Regions from separate parts of the Homo sapiens genome. Here regions 2 and 3 are each linked to region 1. Evidence: chromatin contacts called from ENCODE Hi-C or POLR2A ChIA-PET data. All regions are on one chromosome and are shown on one strand. The core of a region is the stretch at or near the end of the contact, and the rest is flanking DNA. Distances in the headings are between cores, read along the strand shown. Region 1 holds the start of IL6R-AS1 (IL6R antisense RNA 1). Region 2 holds the start of KRTCAP2 (keratinocyte associated protein 2). Region 3 holds the start of THBS3-AS1 (THBS3 antisense RNA 1).

Region 1 (4,092 bases), core at 1,584-4,083:
TGCAAAATGAGCTGTGTTCAGGTGGAGGAGAGCAGAAGGCAGAGGGGGATAAAGGAAAAGAGAACAGAAAACCTCTGGAAGAAACTGGTTAACACTCTAGCCCAGCACCGTCCAGTAGGGCTTTCCACGATGATGGAAGAGATCTGTATCTGCACTGTTCAGTACAGTAGCCACTAGCAATGTGAGTGTTGAGCACTTAAAATGTGACTAGTGCAACTAAGAAACTAAGTTTTTATTTGATTTCATTTAAATTAATTTTTTGGAGACAGGGTCTCCTGTCGCCCAGACTGGAATTCGGTAGTGCAAACATGGCTCCATGCAGACTGGACTCAAGTGATTCTCCCACCTCAGCCTTCTCAGTAGCAGGGACTACAGGCTCATGTCACTGTGCCCAGCTAATTTTTTAAATCTTTTTGTAGAGACGGCATCTCACCCTGTTGCCCAGGCTGGTCTCCAACTCCTGAGCTCAAGAGATCCTCCTGCCTCAGCCTCCCAAAGTACTGGGATTACAGGCGTGAGTCACTGCGCTGGCATAATTTAAATTTAAATAGGTACACGTGGCTAGTGGCTACCGTATTACAGAGCACAGCTTCAATCCAGACTAGATTCATTGACTGGAAACTCTTTTGCTTGCTGGGTCTGTGGCTTCCAGGCCTGGTGGGACCAGGATTCAGGAGACGGGGGAAGGGAGTGTATATTTTCAGCAGTCAGCACCTAGGTTACTTTGTGTAATCTACAAATACCCAGTGAGGGGAGTATTTGTTTACCCTGGCTGCTGAGGGCTGGAGATGAGGGTCAGGGTCAGGATCAGTGTGCCTGCTGCCTTGGGATCTTGGTCCTCAGTCAGAGGAACTTCCTCTCTCTAACCACCCCCTACCCCAAGCCAGACAATCTGTTCACGGGTAGTTGGTACCCAGTGGCCCGGTCAGAGTCTGGGGTTTCTCAGCCCTTCTCAGGATTTACCCATGACCATTTTCAGGCTCCTTTTAGGGTGGAGTCTGCATAGCTGATCCTACACAGGCCTCACAGGCTCTACACCGACTCAAGAAATGTTTGCTGCAATGAATAAACAAGCAGCAAGCCAAAGCAAGGAGAGATTTCTGGCAACAGAGAGCCCGAAGCGGGAGGGCCTTCATTCAGTTCCTCAATGACACCATTTAGGCAGCCGTCCTCAAACCTGACAGTGCCTAAGAATCACAAGGGGCAGTTTGTTTAAAAGGACATGCCCCAGGCCTCACTCCTAGGTGTTCTTATTTAATAAATCTGGGTTAGGGTTCAAAAATCATCATGTTTACCAAAGCCCTCCCACCCAGCACACACACCAGATCTGATGCTAGGCTCAGAACTAAGCTTTTGAGAAATACTGATTTAGGGTGAGGCTAGGCACGTGTGTGGGTAATGGGGGCAGGAAGAGGTGCCCTAGAAGGAAATTCAGAAGCTGAGATAGCTCTTTGAGATACTTAAAGGTATACATACTTCTTTTGTGTATTTTCTTGCATTGCAGTAGGAAGAGGGAACTTGAGTCACCCAAGTCCAGCCTTCCAGCACCAGAGTGTTGGAACCGGCAGAAGCCTAAGTCCCAGCTAGTCCAGGCCCTTAGACAACGAGTACACCTGAGAAGTCCTGGCAGCTCCAGGGTGTGTGGGCGGCAGCTGATCCCGAGGAAAACAAACCTCTGGGCTCTAAGAGCCCCGCAGGCTGTACCTGCGGATTTCCCCTCTCAGCCAACTCCAGCCTCTGCTCCCCCTCTGCTCCTCACTTCTCTAAAGCGAAACATCTCACAGTCATTTGCTCCATGCTTCCTGTACGATTTCTTTATTTTTACTCTCCAGTTTGTGGGCTGAGTCTGTGTGGGTGTGGGAGAGGGGCTGGGTATTTCTACTTCTCTGCATTTTCCTTCTGAGCTGGGAGGACTTTCACTTCCTCCCCAGTCTCTCAGTTCTGCCTTTCATGGGCTGTTCAGGCCATGAGACCACCTCTCCTAATCCTTCCTGAGCACCAGGGAAATGGAAAACTGACTGTAACTGGCTGCCCTGGAAGGGCCTAGCATCCACTCAGGAGCAACAGGTGGTGGCAACTACAGCAGTAACAGTAACCTCCCTGGGGCAGGAGCCTTGGGCTGGCGTGACAGCAGCAGAGGCAGCCAAGGGAGCCCTGCTTGCTCCTGAGGCCATCCGAGCCCTGGAACCTGTCTTGCATCCCTCTAACACCACCATGGGCAAGCCTGGGCCTCCACTTCCCTCCCTCAGCCTTTTCTGTCCCAGCACTCAGCCAGACAAGAGTGACTCTCAGCTTGCCCCAATGCCCCCAGCTCTGCCTGCTGATCTAGTTCTATATTTGAGAGTCTTAGACATCTACCACACTGGAGCACAGAGCCACGGGAGGGGTTGGCCTCCATCACCGGGGCCTGACAACCTGCCATCCCGCCATCCCAACCTCCCTGAACCTCAGTCTCCTCTTTCAAACAAAGTTATATGTAGATACAGTGGAGGATTAGAAAACATTGAATGGGTGCCCCAATCAACAGTGTCTGTTACTGGCAGGAGTTATAAATGTGTATTGAAAATGGAATCCCTTCTTTTTTTCTTCCAATCATAAGGACCACAACCATCCAAAAAGCAAAGAGAGCCTCAGACACTCCAGCTCAGCCTCTAGTTGCAGAAAGTCACCTCCTCAAAGGGAGAGATCAGTGTTCACCTAGGACTGGAATTCAGTGTGATCTAGTGGTTGAAAGTCTTAGCCTTCAGCCTCCCCAGCCTGTCAGCTGTTCCAGAAGCCTGTCAGCTGCCCCTTAGTTTTCTGCTGTGTCCTCAAAGAAGCACTGGGACCCTAAAATAAACCTCTGGAGAGCCAGTTGCCCAACTCTTCCAGAAGAGAGACTAGACACGCAGCTGGGCATGCGGCCAGAGCCCAAGAAAAGCCTGGTTTGCCAGGGGCAGATTACAGTCAACGGGAGCAGTAAGTGCCTCTGCCCTCTCCCTCACGGGTCCTTCTCTTTTCTAGAGGGGAGTCCAGCACGTGCCAGCCCCAGGAGGTCTCACTCCCTTGCCAGCCTCCCGACTCAATTCCCAGGACTGGGGCACTTGGCTTCCCAGAGTTGGTGGCTGCCAAAGTGACTCCGTGCAGCGGGAAGATCCGTGACTCAGCGCCCGTGATGTCAGTCCCTTCATAGTCAGGGCACTGTCATCCACACATGCACCCGCGGGGGTGGGGGGAGGACCAGGCGAGGTGGACCCCCAATGCAGAGGGAGAAGAGGGGCGCTGGTACAAAGGACTCCCCAGGCGGGTACATCACCCCGCTGGGGCGCGCCCTCTCGGGCAGTCTCCCCTTAGAGTAACCTGGGACGCGGTTGTGTAAAGGCTCCTGGGGGCACTGGGAAGGAAGCTCGAGAGTCAGGTTTGCAAGGACACAGTCCTGTACACAGACCGCAGGGTTCCCGCACAGCTTCACCGGGCATTCCGGGGAGCGCTCCGGACCAAGGGAGCAAGCGCAGCAGGGGGCGCAAGAGCCACTACCCGCGACCACACAGCTAGGTACCCGCGGGGCCTCAAGGCAGCCACAGAAAAGGGGATCCGTCGCACCTCCTTTCCTCCCTCCAGCCTCCCACAGACTGCGGTGACCAAGGCGGTTTCCCCCAGCCGCTAGCTGCCCCAGCCCTCCAGGTGCGCCCGAAGCCCTTACCCTGCGCAGGGCAGCGCCTTGGGGCCAGCGCCGCTCCCGGCGCGGCCAGCAGGGCAGCCAGCAGCGCGCAGCCGACGGCCAGCATGCTTCCTCCTCGGCTACCACTCCATGGTCCCGCAGAGGCGGACAGGCTAATGGGAACCGGGCGGCAGGGGTGGCAGGGGCGGGGCGGGGCGGTGGGCGGGCAGGCGGGCTCAGGCCCCGGGGGCAGCCCCCATCCGCAGGAGCCCGGCTCTCTACACACACTGCGAGTCCCTCGGCCCCGCGCCGCGCTCGGCTCCTCTCCCTCTGGCCCGGCTCAGTGTCAGTGCGACTTCCCACTCGCACATGACTCAGAGCGGCGGACGGTCCTGGCAACGCAGGAAAACATTTGAGGAACTCGCGCTGGAGCGTCTCTGGGCCGTCCCAGG
Region 2 (4,281 bases), core at 1,770-4,269, 770 kb before region 1:
ACTTCCTTTTGGAAACCCACAATGCCAGGCACCCCCACCCACCTGCAGCAGCATGTCCCTCCCTCCCCAGGCCTTGGAAGGGCTGGCTCACCTTGGGTCGGAAGGAGAGGGTAGGCAGGGTGGGCTCATGCTGGGCCTTCTGGGTGCCCCAGGGGTGGAAGAGCTTGAAGCACTCATTGCAGAAGGTGGCGCGGCACTCTGTGCAGCCCTTGGTGGCCTCTAGTGGTGGGGGCTTGCACAACTGGCACAGGATGGCACCTCCCACACTCACACTCTGGCGGTACCGCTCCACCACACGCTCCAGGGTCAGGTTCCGGAAAAGCCCTGCCAGACCCCGCTCCCCAAGCTCCACATCACCTTGGCAGGCTGGGCACGGGAACATGATCACTTGGGGGTGCAAAGCACCTCGCTTCCTCCCAGGGTATGTCCCAAAGCCTGTGGGTGAACCAGGGAGGTAGAGGACATGAGAGTTACAGCTGGCTGGGTGTGGGGAAGCCTGTTTAATTAAATTAGATTTTCATTGTGCCAGAGCTCAGCTCTCATTAGAGCCTGCGTAAGCAGTATCTCCACCCCCCAGAAAGACAGACAGATGCCTCTGACCAGTGATGGACTTCTTCCATCTTCCTGATGAATAGCTCAGCGTTCCCATCCCCACCCTACAGGCCCCAGTCCCACCTGACTTAAGCAGCCGGTCCAGGCGGTCTGGCTTGGGGAGAGTTCTGCGGGAGAGGCGGGGGCTGCGGGTGGAAGGGGTGGAGGCAGGAGAGGTGGGCTCGGAGCTGGGGTCCCCACCATGTCCTATGTAGCCCTGCTGGCCCAAGACCTCTCGGGCACAGGCCTGGCACACGTTGTGGGTACAGGGCAGCACCAGTGGCTGCTTGTACATCTCTTGACACACTGGGCACAGCAGTTCCTTCTCCATGTTCTTCATGCTGGTCTGTGGAGGGACCAGGAGGCTAGGTCAGCGCTTGGACACTTAGGCATACCTCAGCAGCCCCTTGGCTGCCCTTGGATACCCTAGGGGTCTGAGGAAGGAGCAAGACAAGCTACCTGCAGCTTTTCCAGAGCACCTGCCTTGGGCTGGTTCACAGACCTTCCCAGACCTCTGTCCCTTGCTTCTCTTTCCCCGCTGCAGAGCTAAAGGCCCAGAGGAGGGACGGTTGGAGCTTGTGCCTGCTCCAGCCTCAAGCCCAATCCCCATTTCTCCAGCTGCAGTAGCCCCAGCTGGCAGCCCCCTCACCTGCCTCCATCCCCCATCTCTGGGCAGCTTGCCCCTGGCATTTTTCTCAAGGACACCGCCCATTCTGCAGCTCCATGCAGACCCCCACTCCCTTCTCTAGCAGCACCCCCATGCCGTGATTCCTCCCGATAGCCAGGCGAGGTTGGCACTCCATCCTGCTCGCTCCATACGTCCTCCTGCCGCAGCTCCGGCCTGCGGCCACTCCAGCCTCCATTCCCCATCCTTCACTTCCCCATCGGTCTTACCAACCCATTCCCCTTCGCCCCCATCAGGCCCTCCCGCCCTCTCCCGCAGCGCAACCCGGTCAGCGGCACCCCCTTCTCCGAACTAGCGGGGGAATCAAGAGCCCCGCCTACTCGCCCCCTCCCCACCGGAAGTCCCCTCCCCCTCTTGGTGGCGAGAGTGGGGGTCCTCAGGCTATGCCCCACCCCCACACCTCACCTTGGTCCCTCTCTTCGCAGCCATCCCGGTCAGGGGCGCAGCTGACACAAAGGAGGGAGGAACAAGGAGGGGGGGAGGAAGTGGTGGGGGGGAACACGGTTGGCACCGCCCCTGGGAGAGCCAGGCACGGGTTGCCATGACAACCGCAGGCTCGGAAGCAGCCCTGAGTGGGGGTGCGTGGGGTGGGGTCTTGGGGAGGGGTCCAAATTGGGAACTGCACTGTGGGGCGGCTCCTACATCATCCCCCACCTGTCCTCAGTTTTCTTGGAAAATATCCAAGCTCACACGTCCCTCTTCTCATAACAGGGCCTTTCCCCTGAAGCCCCAGCCCCGGTGCACTGCTGGAGGCCACCCCAGCCCACCCGCTGCGTCTGGGCTGCTCCTAGCTCCTCCTCACGCTCCAGCACACCGACGCCTTCACGGCACTCACCTCCGGGCTGCTCCCGGGATTACCCTCTCATACCTGCATCCCGACCCTCCCAGCCGTTTCTGCCATCGCTAGCCCCCTGTCTACATCCCAGCATCTTCCTGGATCCCCACCTGTTCCAGGTCCCAGCTTGCCCCAGAACCCTATACGCCCCCTCCCCTTCCCTCGACCCCACCTTAACTCACACTGATGCGGACCAGTGCGTCCATGATGGAAGTGAAGGTCTGCATATCCTCACCCTCTGCCATGGCCCTACCGTGCCCGCCCGCCCCTGGGTGCCCGATCCCGGCTGCGGCTGCGAACCCCGGGCTTAATGCAGGAGCCCAGTGGGGGTGTGAGGAGGGCTGGGGGTTGAGGTGTCACTGCGCATGCTCCCGGGACCAGCCTCGAACAGCGCCCGTCGGGGTAGGGGGTGGGAAATAGTTCTCCCCACGTGGTTCTCGAAAGCCGGTCGGGGGGTTGGGGAATATGGAAAGGTATTTGACGGGGGAGCCATTTCTTACATTCTCATTTTTCATTGGCTCCTAATTTTACTCATATAAAGCGGGGGATTAGTTTCGGAGGAAAATGAGTTCCTGGTTGGGAGCACTAAATTTTAGGTTGGGAGATGTTGAGGCATGGGGCAGGGAGGTTTGAGGAACGTGCACTAGAGATGAAAGAAATGGCAAAGAAGACAGAGATGGGATAGATGCCACAGGCATGGGCCCAATGACTTAAAGAGATAAGTGCACCTTGTACAGAGTGGCAGCAGACGCACCAGGTACGAGGAAAGCCTGAGGACCAGGGCGGTGGCCGAGGATGCCCCCTCGACGCATTATTTCCTCCCTGTCGCAAGAGGGCGCTGCGTCCAGGCACTGAGAGGAAGAAAGAGGAGAACGCGAGGAGTAGCAAGTCCGCGGTAAGCGCTGACGCATGCGCATAGCTAACCGCACCCGGTTCAGCTCGCCTTTCTTGGCCAGAGGCGCCGGTTGGACTCACGGGCGGGGCATGATGGGTAACAGGACCGGTGGGGTCCCCAGGAAGTCCTAGAGGGGGTCGGGGTTTGGGTGGACAAGCTTTCCTCGTCCTCTCCCGACAGAGCTGACGTGTCCTGGGTTCCACCGGGAGCGGGCATTTCCACCGGACGGGAGGGTTCGGGGTGTCCGGGGCTGGGGAATACGTAGGGGTTGCCGCGCGGTGTGGGGAGTTGGGGCGTGTGGCTGCAGTCCCGGGAGTTCTTGGAGGGGGTCGGCCCACCGAGCTTCCGGACCGGCTGATCTGCCCGTAGCTTGCCGGAGGGAGGGCGGAGCCTGACTCTCCGTCCCTTCTCCCATCCCCTCCAGTGGTGGGTACGGGCACCTCGCTGGCGCTCTCCTCCCTCCTGTCCCTGCTGCTCTTTGCTGGGATGCAGATGTACAGCCGTCAGCTGGCCTCCACCGAGTGGCTCACCATCCAGGGCGGCCTGCTTGGTTCGGGTCTCTTCGTGTTCTCGCTCACTGTATCCTCCCTGCAGTTGGAGGGGGCGGGCCACGTAGGCATGTGCCCTTCCCCTTCCCCACACAGCTCTGTCCCCGTTGCACACCCTACTCCTTAACTCCCTCAACCAGGCCTTCAATAATCTGGAGAATCTTGTCTTTGGCAAAGGATTCCAAGCAAAGATCTTCCCTGAGAGTAAGTGAATATTGGAGCTTGAGTATTTGAACTTTCTCCTCTTTAACCTCCTGAAACATGATATTGAATTTCCAGATGCTTAGGTGAAAGGTTGTTAAGGAGAAATATATTTACTGAAGCTGTCTGAAGACAGATGACGCTTTTCGATTCTGCACCTTGTATAGCTCCTGGAGTTGGAGCTGGAAGAGAAGGCCTTTGAAAGCAAGAAACTTTGGTACCTTCTGGCCAGCTCCCAGGGAAGGTTTGAGGGGAACAGGCAAATTTGGGCTGATGTTTTGCATCTATTCGCTGGGAGGCGGTCCTTGTTCCCACCAGAAGAAGCAGCAGGACCAAGTTCACTATGGAGTTCTGATGTGAAGTTAACTCAATATTAGAGAATTCTACTTATTTGAGGGAATTGTGAAGAGCCTAAATACTAGAGGCACCAAATATCTATGGCAGCAGGAATCCTGACCAAATCAGAATAACTGTTAGATTATTTCCTGTTTGGAATAATTCTTGTTCAATTGCTCATGTAATCAAG
Region 3 (4,525 bases), core at 1,144-3,643, 790 kb before region 1:
CACTGCTTGACTGGGAACCCTCTTACCCAGACATCTGGCTTGGAGGCCGGCTCTCTGGGGCCCCAGGGCATTTTCATGACCGCCTTGAATCCCTTTCCCACCTGCACTTACCGACCTGTTGTCTCCCCTCACTCCAGTTCTGCAGTTGACCCACTGTCTTTGCCAATGTCTCCTAGGCAGTGACATCAGTGTCTGGCCCAGGTGAGCACCTCCGAAATGCCCTGTGGCATACTGGCCACACCCCTGATCAGGTACGACTGCTGTGGACAGACCCACGAAATGTGGGCTGGCGGGACAAGACCTCCTATCGCTGGCAGCTTCTGCACCGGCCTCAAGTTGGCTACATTCGGTAAGGAGAGGGGCTGAGCCCACCTGTGGGACTCAGGCCGGGCCTGTCCTTCCTCTTTAGCTGGGATTCACCAGTGACCTCTCCATGGGTGGGAACTGCAGCCACTTCTCTCCATCACCCTTCTCACCACGGACACAAGCACCTATGAGTGATGTTGGTGAAGTCACTCCTCCATGACCCATTTTCCCGTCTGTAAAATGAGGGCATTGGGTTAGATGCCCTTTACAGTTCTCCAGAAGCCTCCAAACCCAGGCCAATCTGTGAAGGGGCACATCACATCTGGTCCCTTAGTTGGTATGACCTGGAACCTGTCTTATCAACGTGGATAGGGATCATCTGACCTGGAAGGCATCATCATTTACAGAAGAGAAAATCAAGGCCCTGACTTCACAGGCCTCGGTTCAACACTTTGTCCACAACTTTGCATTTCTCTCCAACAAGTAGCCCTAGTTGGTGGAGATGAACAGGAAGGGAGGGGAAATGGGTCTGCTTAGAGGCTGGACTTTCCATGGCCAAGAGCCCAGAGTCCAGGAACCTGGGTTGGTTCCCCTTTAAGGTGCCTGGGGCTGTGGGGTGCCAGGACAGGGGATAAAAGGGGGTGGACTAGAGCCTGGGAAGCGGGTGACTTCACCCCCCAGCCCATTGTGCTTATTGTCATGGCAACCCAATCCTCGCTTGGAATGCGGCTGGTGCTTTGAGATGCAAAAGGAGCTGGACAAAGAGCTAGGGGCCCCAGGCCTGAGAAAAGCACCCCCCTTCCCTCTCCTTCCTGCCTCCCTTTCCCTCCCTCCCTTCTCTCTCAGGCCTGGTGAGCTCAAGGGGGGCTGGGGAAAAGCAAGGCCCCAGGCATGGTGGCACAGTGCCCACTGGCACCCTAGCACCAATGGATACTCCTATCCTGGAATCCTGGACAGGGTGAAGCTCTATGAGGGACCCCAGCTTGTGGCGGATTCTGGGGTGATCATTGACACATCCATGCGAGGGGGGCGTCTTGGTGTATTCTGCTTCTCCCAAGAAAACATAATTTGGTCCAATCTCCAGTATCGATGCAATGGTGAGGTGGCTGATTGAGATCAACCTAATCCTTCATGCCTTGTGGGAGAGCCACATCCTCTGACCTTACTTATTTCCCCTTCTTCAGACACAGTGCCTGAGGACTTTGAGCCATTCCGGAGGCAGCTGCTCCAGGGAAGGGTGTGAGGAGGAGGCCACCAGATTCAGAATTCAGAATTTTAGACCCTTTGGCCTTGGGGTCCATCCTGGAGACCCTGAGGTCTAAGCTACAGCCCCTCAGCCAACCACAGACCCTTCTCTGGCTCCCAAAAGGAGTTCAGTCCCAGAGGGGTGGTCACCCCACCCTTCAGGGGATGAGAAGTTTTCAAGGGGTATTACTCAGGCACTAACCCCAGGAAAGATGACAGCACATTGCCATAAAGTTTTGGTTGTTTTCTAAGCCAGTGCAACTGCTTATTTTAGGGATTTTCCGGGATAGGGTGGGGAAGTGGAAGGAATCGGCGAGTAGAAGAGAAAGCCTGGGAGGGTGGAAGTTAGGGATCTAGGGGAAGTTTGGCTGATTTGGGGATGCGGGTGGGGGAGGTGCTGGATGGAGTTAAGTGAAGGATAGGGTGCCTGAGGGAGGATGCCCGAAGTCCTCCCAGACCCACTTACTCACGGTGGCAGCGGCGACACTCCAGTCTATCAAAGATCCGCCGGGATGGAGAGCCAGGAGGGCGGGGGCTGCCCCGCTAGGGGTAGCGGGGAGGCCGGGGGGCCGGGGGGGCCGGAGGCCGGGACGAGTGCAATATTGGCGGGGGAAAAAACAACACTGCACCGCGTCCCGTCCCTCCCGCCCGCCCGGGGCCCGGGATCCCGCTCCCCACCGCCTGAAGCCGGCCCGACCCGGGAACCCGGGGCGCGCTGGGGAGTTGGGTTCACCTTGGAGGCCAGAGAGACTTGGCGCCCGGAAGGCAAAGGGAATGGCAAGGGGGAGGGGGGAGGGAGAACGGGAGTTTGCGGAGTCCCAGAAGGCCGCTTTCCGACGCCCGGGCGTTGCGCGCGCTTGCTCTTTAAGTACTCAGACTGCGCGGCGCGGAGCCGTCGCCATGGTGACGCGTGTCCCAGCAACCGAACTGAATGGCTGTTGCTTGGCAATGCCGGGAGTTGAGGTTTGGGGCCGCCCACCTAGCTACTCGTGTTTTCTCCGGCCTGCGAGTTGGGGGGCTCCCCGCCTCCCCGGCCCGCGCTCCCGGGCGCGCTGACGTCAGATGTCCCCACCCCGCCCAGCGCCTGCCCCAGGGTCTCGCCGCACACAAAGCTGCGCCTCGGGCGCCGCGCGGCGCGCGGGCGAGAGCTGTGGTCTCTCGCCTGCTGATCTGATGCGCTCCAATCCCGTGCCTCGCCGAAGTGTTTTTAAAGTGTTCTTTCCAACCTGTGTCTTTGGGGCTGAGAACTGTTTTCTGAATACAGGCGGAACTGCTTCCGTCGGCCTAGAGCGCAGCCTGCGACTGCGGGACCCAAGTTCCACGTGCTGCCGCGGCCTGGGATAGCTTCCTCCCCTCGTGCACTGCTGCCGCACACACCTCTTGGCTGTCGCGCATTACGCACCTCACGTGTGCTTTTGCCCCCCGCTACGTGCCTACCTGTCCCCAATACCACTCTGCTCCCCAAAGGATAGTTCTGTGTCCGTAAATCCCATTCTGTCACCCCACCTACTCTCTGCCCCCCCCTTTTTTGTTTTGAGACGGAGTCTTGCTCTGTCGCCCAGGCTGGAGTGCAATGGCGCGATCTCGGCTCACTGCAACCTCCGCCTCCCGGGTTCAAGCGATTCTCCTGCCTCAGCCTCCTGAGTAGCTGGGGTTACAGCGCCCGCCACCACGCTCGGCTAATTTTTGTAGTTTTTAGTAGAGACGAGGTTTCACCATCTTGGCCAGGCTGGTCTTGAACCCCTGACCTTGTGATCCACTCGCCTCGGCCTTCCAAAGTGTTGGGATTACGGGCGTGAGCCACCGTGCCACGCCCGATCTGCCTCTTAAGTACATAACGGCCCACACAGAACGTGTCCAACTCCCCCGCCCACGTTCCAACGTCCTCTCCCACATACCTCGGTGCCCCTTCCACATACCTCAGGACCCCACCCGCTTAGCTCCATTTCCTCCAGACGCCACCACCACGCGTCCCGGAGTGCCCCCTCCTAAAGCTCCCAGCCGTCCACCATGCTGTGCGTTCCTCCCTCCCTGGCCACGGCAGTGACCCTTCTCTCCCGGGCCCTGCTTCCCTCTCGCGGGCTCTCGCTGCCTCACTTAGGCAGCGCTGCCCTTACTCCTCTCCGCCCGGTCCGAGCGGCCCCTCAGCTTGCGCGGCCCAGCCCCGCAAGGCTCCCGGTGACCACTAGAGGGCGGGAGGAGCTCCTGGCCAGTGGTGGAGAGTGGCAAGGAAGGACCCTAGGGTTCATCGGAGCCCAGGTTTACTCCCTTAAGTGGAAATTTCTTCCCCCACTCCCTCCTTGGCTTTCTCCAAGGAGGGAACCCAGGCTGCTGGAAAGTCCGGCTGGGGCGGGGACTGTGGGTTTCAGGGTAGAACTGCGTGTGGAACGGGACAGGGAGCGGTTAGAAGGGTGGGGCTATTCCGGGAAGTGGTGGGGGGAGGGAGCCCAAAACTAGCACCTAGTCCACTCATTATCCAGCCCTCTTATTTCTCGGCCCCGCTCTGCTTCAGTGGACCCGGGGAGGGCGGGGAAGTGGAGTGGGAGACCTAGGGGTGGGCTTCCCGACCTTGCTGTACAGGACCTCGACCTAGCTGGCTTTGTTCCCCATCCCCACGTTAGTTGTTGCCCTGAGGCTAAAACTAGAGCCCAGGGGCCCCAAGTTCCAGACTGCCCCTCCCCCCTCCCCCGGAGCCAGGGAGTGGTTGGTGAAAGGGGGAGGCCAGCTGGAGAACAAACGGGTAGTCAGGGGGTTGAGCGATTAGAGCCCTTGTACCCTACCCAGGAATGGTTGGGGAGGAGGAGGAAGAGGTAGGAGGTAGGGGAGGGGGCGGGGTTTTGTCACCTGTCACCTGCTCCGGCTGTGCCTAGGGCGGGCGGGCGGGGAGTGGGGGGACCGGTATAAAGCGGTAGGCGCCTGTGCCCGCTCCACCTCTCAAGCAGCCAGCGCCTGCCTGAATCTGTTCTGCCCCCTC

What was found. A loop is a pair of places that touch in the nucleus more often than their neighbours do. ChIA-PET counts read pairs that join two places held with the same protein, here RNA polymerase II (POLR2A). Pooled maps may share reads with other maps.
Region 2: a loop to region 1 is called in a pooled map, with 3 times the contacts of the local background. The contact joins the promoter of KRTCAP2 here to the promoter of IL6R-AS1 in region 1. A Hi-C loop is called at or near these places in 5 of 50 pooled maps. POLR2A ChIA-PET finds 5 or more read pairs at or near these places in 2 of 52 experiments (GM12878 and activated B cell).
Region 3: a pooled map shows a loop between it and region 1 (4-fold over the local background). The contact joins the promoter of THBS3-AS1 here to the promoter of IL6R-AS1 in region 1. A Hi-C loop is called at or near these places in 5 of 50 pooled maps. POLR2A ChIA-PET finds 5 or more read pairs at or near these places in 3 of 52 experiments (RWPE1, T-cell and activated naive CD4-positive, alpha-beta T cell).

Annotation. Positions count from the first base shown.
Region 1 is chr1:154,405,305-154,409,396 of GRCh38, reverse strand. It overlaps IL6R-AS1 (IL6R antisense RNA 1), which reads left to right and starts at 2,833. Exons shown (of 2, transcript NR_147855.1): 1 at 2,833-2,958. It overlaps IL6R (interleukin 6 receptor), which reads right to left and starts at 4,054. Exons shown (of 10, transcript NM_000565.4): 1 at 3,683-4,054. The coding sequence starts at 3,767. RefSeq lists an enhancer at 2,924-3,530 and a silencer at 3,770-3,919.
Region 2 is chr1:155,172,042-155,176,322 of GRCh38, reverse strand. KRTCAP2 (keratinocyte associated protein 2) reads left to right here and starts at 3,019. Exons shown (of 5, transcript NM_173852.4): 1 at 3,019-3,102; 2 at 3,431-3,585; 3 at 3,695-3,758. The coding sequence starts at 3,099. TRIM46 (tripartite motif containing 46) reads right to left here and starts at 2,474. Exons shown (of 10, transcript NM_025058.5): 1 at 2,294-2,474; 2 at 676-937; 3 at 92-435. The coding sequence starts at 2,356. RefSeq lists silencers at 1,936-2,230, 2,400-2,489 and enhancers at 2,239-2,747, 2,820-2,869, 3,070-3,169, 2,748-3,256, 3,360-3,639.
Region 3 is chr1:155,192,865-155,197,389 of GRCh38, reverse strand. It overlaps THBS3-AS1 (THBS3 antisense RNA 1), which reads right to left and starts at 2,393. Exons shown (of 6, transcript NR_183238.1): 1 at 2,018-2,393; 2 at 373-539. THBS3 (thrombospondin 3) reads left to right here. Exons shown (of 23, transcript NM_007112.5): 21 at 177-349; 22 at 1,264-1,403; 23 at 1,491-1,802. The coding sequence ends at 1,549. MIR92B (microRNA 92b) reads right to left here and starts at 2,213; the gene lies at 2,118-2,213. It overlaps MUC1 (mucin 1, cell surface associated), which reads left to right and starts at 4,481. Exons shown (of 12, transcript NM_001371720.2): 1 at 4,481-4,525. RefSeq lists enhancers at 1-388, 389-1,224 and a silencer at 2,381-2,710.